Regions from separate parts of the Homo sapiens genome. Here region 2 is linked to region 1. Evidence: chromatin contacts called from ENCODE Hi-C data. All regions are on one chromosome and are shown on one strand. The core of a region is the stretch at or near the end of the contact, and the rest is flanking DNA. Distances in the headings are between cores, read along the strand shown.

Region 1 (4,686 bases), core at 1,403-3,902:
GGGGCTGAGATCTATATTGTTCACAAATTGACTAAGATATTACAATCGTCTCTCATCTTACAATACTTTGAAATATTGAGTGACTTTTTTCCTATCTCAGGACATCTCCAAGAATAGACTTGTCCCACTAATTAGAGTTGGATTCCTGACATGAAATCTGTTACCTTTGCTTCCTTCTATTCAGGGTTGTCTACTGCCTCTGACTTGTCATCTATAGTCACACAGAGAAAGACAACTCTGCTTAATAATTTGAGATCTCTCTGTCTCAGTCTTTTTCCCCACTTAGGTAAAATTTACATACAGAAATGCACACATCCTAAGTATACAATTTAATGAATTTTGATCAATGTACACACCTAAATATTCATCACTCCAATCATGATATAAACTTTTTTTTTTCTCAGATGGAGTCTTTCTTTGTCTCCCAGTCTGGGGTGCAGTGGCACGATCTAGTGGCACGATCACTGCAACCTCTGCCTCCTGGGTTCAAGTGATTCTCCTACCTCAGCCTTCCAAGTAGCTGGGACTACAAGCATGTACCACCATGCCCAGCTAATTTTTGTATTTTTAGTAGAGATAGGGTTTCACCATGTTGGCCAGGCTGGTCTTGAACTCTTGACCTCAGATCACCTCAAGTGATCTGCCCACCTCAGCCTCCCTCCCAAAGGGCTGGGATTACAGGTGTGAGCCACTGCACCCAGCCATGATAAAAACATTCTATCTATCAACCGAGAAAGTTCTCTGTGCCCCTTCCAGTCACTTTCCACCTCTCACAGGCAATCACTGTTCTAAACCTGTTCTCTGAATTTTGCCTCTGGTTTTTCTGGCTCAACATACAGTTTTTGGGATTTAGCCATCTTGTTCTTTGGATCAATGGTTCATTCCTTTTTATTGCTAAATACTTATCCAGTGTATAACATACCACAATTTGCATATCCATTCCATTGTTGATGGATACCTTTCCAGCTTAGAAGTAGTATGAATAATGCTCTGTAAACATTCTTATATAAATCTGTGTGTGAACATAAGTTTTTATTTCTTTTAGGTAAATATCTAGAAGATAACCTGCTGGATCATGAGGTAAGTGAATATTTAACTTTTTTTTTCTCAACATTTTGTTATGAAATTTTTCAAACATACAGAAAAAAAGAAAGGAACTGTACAATGGACAATTATTGTCCCAATACCCACCACCTAAATTCTACAAGTAGCATTTTGCTAATTTACTTTATCGTGTATCCATTCTCTCATTCATCCATCAACCCATCTTATTTTTTAATGCATTCCAAAGTAAGTTGTACCCATCAGTACACTTTACCCTTCAACACGCATATTACTGGCTGGGCACAGTTGCTCACGCCTTTAATCACAACATTTTGGGAGGTCGAGGCAGGTGGATCACTTGAGCTCAGGAATTTGAGACCAGCCTGGGCAACATGGCAAAACCTTGTCTCTACAAAAAATATAAAAATTAGCCAGGTGTGGTGGCACATGCCTGTAATCCCAGCTACTCGGGAGGCTGAGGTGGGAGGATGGCTTGAGCCTAGGGGGCAGAGATTGCAGTGAGCTGAAATCTCACTATTGTACTCCAACTTGGATGACAGAGTGAGACACTGTCAAAAAAAAAAAAAGCATATTACTAATGACAGCTCAATATTTGTTTACAGATTTTTTAGGTAAATATATATATTTGTTCATGTTGTTGTTAGGTTGTATGAATTCTTTATATATTCTGTCAGACATAAGTATTTAAATATTTTCTCCCATTCTGTGGCTTGCCTTTTCATTTTCTTAACAATGTCTTTTGATGAGCAGAAATTTTCATTTTGATGAAGTCCAATTTACTAATTTTTAATGGTTAATATTTTCTCTGTTTTATCTAAGAAACTGTTGCCAATTCCAAGATCACAAAGATATTTTTCATTTTCTTTTGGAGGCATTATATTTTTAGCCTTTACATTGAGTACACAGATTTTAAAAGCATTTTTTAAATTTATTTTTATTTTTTCCAGATTTTTTTAGGATATAATTGACAAGTAAAAAATGAATATATTTAAGGTGCACAATGCGATGTTTTGGTATACGTGGACATTGTGAAGTGGTTGCAACAATTAAGTTAAATAACATATCTGTCACCTCACATAGTTACCTTTGTGTGTGTGTGTGTGTGTTTGATGAGCATAAAATCTATCTGGCAGCAAAGGCATTTTCTAAAGTCCAGAAAATGCCACTAATATATGCATTAATAATATACAAAAAACCAGTAACTAACTTTATTATGTTAACTTATCTTTTCTTTTCTCTGTTGAACTATTTATTTACATACCTAAACTCTACTCAAACTGCTGTTGTAAAAAACAAGGAGGAATTAGTTTCTCTTCATCTCTAACACCAGAAGAAGATCCATTTTGTAGTCTTATTGCTCTGTTGAATGACTGTCTCCTGGTTTGTGGGCAGACTGGAAGCAGGAGTTCTCTCTGTTTTGGCCACAGTACCCAGGGATACATGCAGCGTACTCAGATACAGGATTGGTTAAGGCAGAGTGCTGAAAAGGTGTTGCTTGACTAGTCTGCCTACTTTGCATACGAGAATTTGGACTAAAATTGTCACTCTAAGTCTCCTGGATCAGCTATGAATCCTTAACAATAGTATCTCAAAATTCAGAACCTTATGAAGCTTTATTAATGATGACAGTACACTATGGAATGTGTTTGGTAAACAGAGAGGGAGAAATCACATTAAAATAGACAATATGTTTCTTCACCAAGGTCTCTAGCTTTCTTCACTGAGGAACTGTGAAAGGTTTTCACCAGTCACCAGTCTAAGGGAACTCCTCTCTTTCTCTCTCTCTCTCAGATTTTTCCCCCGTTTCCATCGTTCCATTGTCTATTGAACCTTTTCTCAGAATCCTGCACTAGTTAGTTAGTGCAGGAACAATTACTTCCTTGTGTTCAGTCATTTAACACCAACTGCGGAGAGAGCTCCGGCTCTCTGTGTGCAGGTGCTCAAAGCTCAGGGCTTTTGCTTTTTTTTTTTTGACTCTTCACCAAACCTCTTTTCCATAACTCTAGCTACTCTCGTTATTAATTTTACAGAGCAAAAGGAGACTCCTTGTTGTCTCCAGCACACTCCATACAATTCCTGCCATAGCAGCTTGGTTCTTGACCTATCCTGTAGGCTTCTTTAAGCTATGGCAGTGGGAAGAATTACGTACCTCACTTTAGCCTTTTGTTTTGTTTTGTTTTGTTTTTTTGTAGAGATGAGCTCTCGCTTTATAACCCGGGCTGGTCTTGAACTTCTGGCCTCAAGCAAGCATCCTGTCTCAGCCTCCCAAAGTGCTGACATTACAGGCATGAGCCACTCACTTTGGCCTTTGATAGAAGAAAACAGCTTCTAGATAGTCCAGATTTAACGTGAATTGAGAGAGCTGTGGGACTTTGTATTTTCTGGAGTGTCACTTTTCTTGCCTTCTTGATTCCTGAAGCTTTGCCTGTTGCTGTATTCCAGTTCAGTCCCTTAGTACACAGCTTGCATAGGCTACTATGATTTGCCTAAAATCAGAAAATACTTACATTTAAAATGTATATACATGCTTTTAAGAAATGCATTCTCAGTATGTTAAATAATCAGATGAACTAAAATGTTTACTTTTTAAACTGTTGTTTTGGCTTCTTACCACGTTGAAATGCTTATCATTTTAATTTATGCAAGTTAGTAACTCTCACTCCACAACCAGCTTACTCTAAAAATATGAACATTATACCAAAGTCAGTAAATGCAATAGTTTTTTTTTTTTTTGCATGAGAATTCTTGGAAAAACATTTTAATCACCTAAAATATCATTAATTTAAAACTAATTAGACTAAATAAGATTTGGCAAATTTCTGCCCTTCAGACAAATCGTTCATATTTTTCGTAATTTGTTCGTGCATGTTACCATGGAGACAGTGAAGTCAAAACACACCAGCTAGTGCATTGTTCAGCTCTGGACTTCCTACTATAGATTTGATTAAGTAATCTGGCCTGCTCATTTTGAGAATCTGAGAACATAGCATTGTCTCTTTAGTAAAAGCATGGTCAGCATTCAGACGTAATCAATAAGGCAATAAGAATTAGGTGTTACATGTAATCATTGCCCTTTTTTATGTGATAAAATAAGGAAAAGGTAAATCACTTACTTCAATCAGTTATTTATGTGGTAAATGCAATGCCTCTGATTCATTCCTCAGAGAAGTGGGCTTGATCTTATAAAAGGAATGAAAAAAAAAACTGCTTATTTGGTAAATGAGACAGGTGGCCTTTTTGACTAAAGCACCAAATAAGGCATTTTTGGGACTCATTTCCTTTGCAGATGCATTGAATATTATTCTCCATCTTCCTGCCTTACACAATACTTGGAACAATAGAAAAATGCACCTCTTTTTCAATGAAGCGTACTTGTCGTCTAATGATTTTGTCTTTACAAGCCCCTTTTATGACATGCTGTCTTGTAGAAATGTTACTTTCATCCTACTGGGCTTCGTCTAGAAGGTCAATATGGTTATGGTTTCTACATTCTGTTTCTTTTACTGTGAAAACTGGCAAAAAAAAAAAAAAAAAAAAAAAAAAGGCACTCCTATGCTTTGATTTAATCCACTTCCAGAAGGACAGATGTTATCAGTGGCCAGAAAAGGTAGGTTATGCGTA
Region 2 (4,686 bases), core at 1,082-3,581, 310 kb after region 1:
TAGTGGAGATGGGGTTTCGCCATGATGGCCAGGCTGGTCTTGAACTCCTGACCTCAGGTGATCCACCCACTTCAGCCTTCCAAAGTGCTGGGATTACAGGTGTGAGCCACTGCGCCTGGCCTCCAAACACTTTTTTATGTATAAAAATTTGCTGTGTGCAGTTGACATTGTTGACTTTCACTTTGTTCCTGGGGCTTACCCTAAGAGTGAGGATGTCTTTTTCATATATGACTTTTACATTTTAAAAACAGAATGGAATTGTAAGATTTTAAATAATCGGCGTTCTGGACTGTGTGACATAGAACATGTCATTTCACTAAGCCGTGGTTTCCCTTTCAGTAAAATGAACAGGTGAGTTACAGTCAGTGATTTTCAAAATCTTATCAATGAGCACATTGCCTCTCTTTTCAGGCAATCTTGTGTGGATTACCAGTTTTAAATACAGTATCCCTTCACCCCTACCACATCACACGCATTCATACACACACACACACACACACACACACACACACACACACACGCACTCTGAAAGCAGACAGCACTAGAACTCCAGTGGTTTGAGTGGAGGACCTGGGTCCTTGTCACCCTCCACAAGGCTTTCCCAGGGATCCAGCCCTCACCTGGGTCCTGGCTACTCATGGGCTCAGACCAGCAGTATCAGTACCATCTAGAAGCTTGTGAGACATGTACCCTTATGACCTGCCCCAGACCTACTGAATACAGGCTGTGTAGGTGGGGCCCACCAATCTATGTTTCATCAGGCACTCCAGGTAATAATAAGCCACAGTAGCATTTGAGAACTGCTGGCTCTTTGAGTGCCAAGCAATTTTTAACCAAGATTTTAAATGGCAGGGGTGGGAAAGCGGCGGGTGGGAGGCATTCAGTTGGAACACTTGGTTTAAGTTGAAGTATGTTCCTTGTACTATCTGTATCATGATAAATATATACTAGTGATGGAAGAGTTCCTTTTGTGTGACTAACATATAGGTAGCAGCTTATGTGAACTCTTCTAGAAGTCATACTGCCATATGGGAAAAATTGGGACAAAGTGGCAAGAATTCCAAATACGGAAGAAAATGAACGTACAGCATACTCTTGGCATTTGACCTTTGGAATTGTTAACAATCCAAAGACTCAGTTGCATTTTAGATCACATTCCACGACATAGACTCACAGGTTCTGGTTATGATACCGAAAGCCAGTGATGAGGGCATTATTCTTGTGCATTTGTCTTTCAGAGTTCGCAGATTGCTTTCTGACTCCAGCAGTGTTCCTTATTACCGGTTCTTTGTATTCTAATTCTTTCTCAGGTGGTCCTCCCTGGCATTTTTTCTCTTACTATTCTTATATTTTGTGATCATTGCTCAGAAACCAGAATCAGACTACAGCTTTACTTCCCCCAAAGCAGCAAGAAAGTGTATTCACAATAACAGTAATTATTCATAATGAGAAGTCACAGCGCACCAAGGTTTGGGATGGCGTTTTTTCCCTCTGGGGGTCTGAGACTGTGGATATTTTTGGGTCCTTGGAGTCTATCCTTTTGCTGAATGGCTTGGGCTCTGGGAGGGCATAGCAGCATCCACCTGCGCAGGGCTGACAGTGGTTTCCTTTGTCTGGAATGACGTGCTTAATGTTAATAAGGTCTGGAATGTTGGGAGTCAAGACAGATTTTCTTTTGGAATCTCTTTGGTCTTGGCTCCCTGTAACAGATAATGCTTGTGCTTTTCTGTTTTCTGATTAAAGTAGGATATTTAGTAGGGCTTTTGCACTTCACAAGTGGCAGATTTCCTCTTTCTCTTGTAAGCTTTTTCTGTCTTGTGAGCACATATCCTAGGCATGCTCAGACGAGGTGTTTTGGAAGGCTGGAGTTGGCAGGGTTCTTCTTTTCCCCCAGAGTATCTGCTTCCCTTACTGCATTTGAACACTGTACTGTTTCTAGATACATTTTTAATATTGCTTTATCTCTCAAGTCTATAGGTGATGATGAATCCTGTGTTTTTTCACCTGTCTATAGCTGCATATAAATTCTGAGTATTGCAAAAATATCAAGAAAACATGAGAAAAGTTAAAAGTGAGCTCAGGTCAGTGGAATTCATCCATCTGGCTGCCAATTACAGTCTGAAAAGTAAAAATAGTCCAAACAAGCCCAAATAACTTTTATTTTTTCAAAGGACAGTGGGGACCCCTGGATTAGAATGCAAGAGACATGAGGCATTCTTCTTGGCAGGAAACTGGACAATTAACATCGCCACTTCCATTTCAAGCGTAGGCTGCCAGATCTCTCTGCTTAGTTATAGAGGCCTCTGAGTGACTCTAGTTAGGGGCCGAGCGCACTTGAACGCCTTGCAACTGTCTATGTGTGGGATGGAGATAGTTCTGGGGACAGAAGCCTGTTTCATAAGGAGCATGCTGCTCATTAACATGCGCTTTCTGACTTGGGCCTTATCCTGCAGGCCCAAGGCTGGAGAAATCAAACTGTGAATAACTACTTTTCTGTAAGACCCCTTTATGATGATTTTTTTCCCTCTTACTGGGATGTTGATTTTACTAGTGCAAAGGCAAATTTACAGCTCAACAAAGAGGAAACCATGGTGGCCCAAATTGTTAATTAGTAGAGTATATAATTGTCTTTATTAAGTTACATCACTTATCCTATCTTTTGCCTTTTGCCCTTTCCCCCTCGTATTTTTGTTGCAATCTGGAATGTTTTAAAGATGTTTACTACATGATTCTTTCAACAGGCAAAATGAGATATTTTTGTCATGTCAAGTTAAGAAGTCTTAACCCATTAAATCATACTTGAAGCTTCACATTTTTCACTTGCATATAAAGACAAAAAGCATGCAAAAATAATTCGTTGAGTTTTCTTTTGAAATGAATGTTCACCAGAAGTTTGAGGTCAGAATTTTGATTAGTTTTTACCATATGTAGTACTGAACTCTGTAAACCCATGTTATTTTCTCTGCCTTTTTGCTTTCTTGGGAACTGATCATGACAGCATTTAGATGACATCAGAACCCATGTTGGTAAAATAAATGTCATCCCAAAGAACCCTTTAAACAGCAGGTATAAGTGATGATATGGTTTGTTTCTGGTATATTTGTAACCTTCAATTTTATTGATTTGAAACTTCTATATGTTATTTCTTTCATTTAGCTAAGTTGAATTCTGAATTTAACTGGGTTAGAGATCGTCATCACAAAAGTGCCATACTCAGAAGCATATTTAAAATATGTACTAGTTGGGACCTTGCAGATCTTGGTTTAGTCTCAATTCAGCCACTTGGGAACTATGTGCCCTTGGGCATGATAGTTCATCTTTCAAGGCTTCATTTCTTTCTTGTATGTAGAAAATAGGGGTAATTAATGGCATCTCTTTCAGAGGACTATCATCAGCTCTTAGTACAATTTCAGACACTAAGTGCTTTAAAAATGTAGTGGTATTGGTGAAGAAAGACCATGAGATTTTTTCCTTGTGAGAACTGCTTTCTGTGGGCCATTTTATTATAACCTCAGCTTGTGAGCATGCCCATCAGAATGCTGTTGGGCAAGGCGTCCTGCAGGCTGGGTCAGTGTTAAGTAATAGTGAATGCCAAGGACTTGAGATAGGGGAGAGTTCAGAGGGGCATCCACTCCCCAAAAAAGGTTCTCGGACTATTGCCAACCCACAAACAACCTGCTGAATTCTGGGCAAGAATAAAATGCAGTCCTCTCTCCGTGCTTTTTCCCTGTCACCTCTCTGGTTGAATTCTCTGTGTGAGCCCACAGAATGGGGTCTGACAGGCCTGCTTGATTCTGTTTGAACCCACTCAGCAAATTAACCACTCTAAGTTACTTTGCTAAAAGGGGGAGATTTCAGGGGACATTAGCTGGAGGCGATGGGCAAACAACAACTTCTCTATATTTATTTTTCTCCCACCCACATTCCTTGCATTAGGGCAATTAGTTAAGCTAGATGGATAAACTAACTGGGTAACCCACTAAATTTCCAAGTCTTTCACAACCTTTCCTTACACCTGGCAACTTGTACACCATGTCTTCCGCATTCTGTGGGCTGCATAGACCTGCCCTGCTACATTGCGGAAGGGGTCAGCACTAGGTTTAAGTAGATCATGGGGGTGGCGAGGCATCATGGAGGCTGACTACCAGGTATGTCGAGGTGGAAACCATTTCTGTTAATACCTTATCTGAAAGAGTCTCAGCATTTGTGATGGAATTTTGGCAAATTTCCTGCTGCTATGTCAACATCGATTTTGTCATTGCTTCTCCTTCTGTGGAATGGAGCTCTAGGATCTTTACATAAACTGCAGTGTCAAGAGGCAGGGTGTTGAACTTCTGGTTTTGTATGATCAGTATTGTAATGTGATAATTATAGTCTATACTACAAATATGTTCATTATTCTTCATGCTTTCTGCCATGGTCAGCTGTGGCTTTTATTTTAAATTTAATTTGCTCAACCAGACACACAGTGTAGCAGACGCTATTACCGTATTTCAGTTTTTGGTGCTGTAGTGAGACTTTGAAATTCTAGGAATTGAGTAGATAACACAAGTGTGATGTGGGAAAGGTCCCTGGGAAACAACAGTGATTCTATTAGGCTGGTGCACAAATAATTGTGGGTTTTGCCATTACTGTTGTACCCACATAATAGCTCAGTGCATGCAATTTACAAAGTAATAAGTGAAA

What was found. A loop is a pair of places that touch in the nucleus more often than their neighbours do.
Region 2: a loop to region 1 is called in a map of Calu3, with 2.7 times the contacts of the local background. The contact joins two enhancer-like sites. A Hi-C loop is called at or near these places in 1 of 168 maps with a recorded cell type or tissue (Calu3).

The regions. Positions count from the first base shown.
Region 1 is chr3:171,950,876-171,955,561 of GRCh38, forward strand. LOC105374217 (a long non-coding RNA gene) reads left to right here. Exons shown (of 4, transcript XR_924718.4): 2 at 1,046-1,080. Among named protein-coding and RNA genes, the nearest start is that of TMEM212-AS1, 52 kb to the left of the region's middle. Within about 2 kb of position 2,653, at least 5 of the 41 ENCODE cell types and tissues checked have a DNase peak (open chromatin) inside an H3K27ac peak, as active enhancers do.
Region 2 is chr3:172,257,090-172,261,775 of GRCh38, forward strand. The region is part of intron 6 of FNDC3B (fibronectin type III domain containing 3B); the gene reads left to right. Among named protein-coding and RNA genes, the nearest start is that of GHSR, 190 kb to the right of the region's middle. Within about 2 kb of position 2,332, at least 14 of the 41 ENCODE cell types and tissues checked have a DNase peak (open chromatin) inside an H3K27ac peak, as active enhancers do.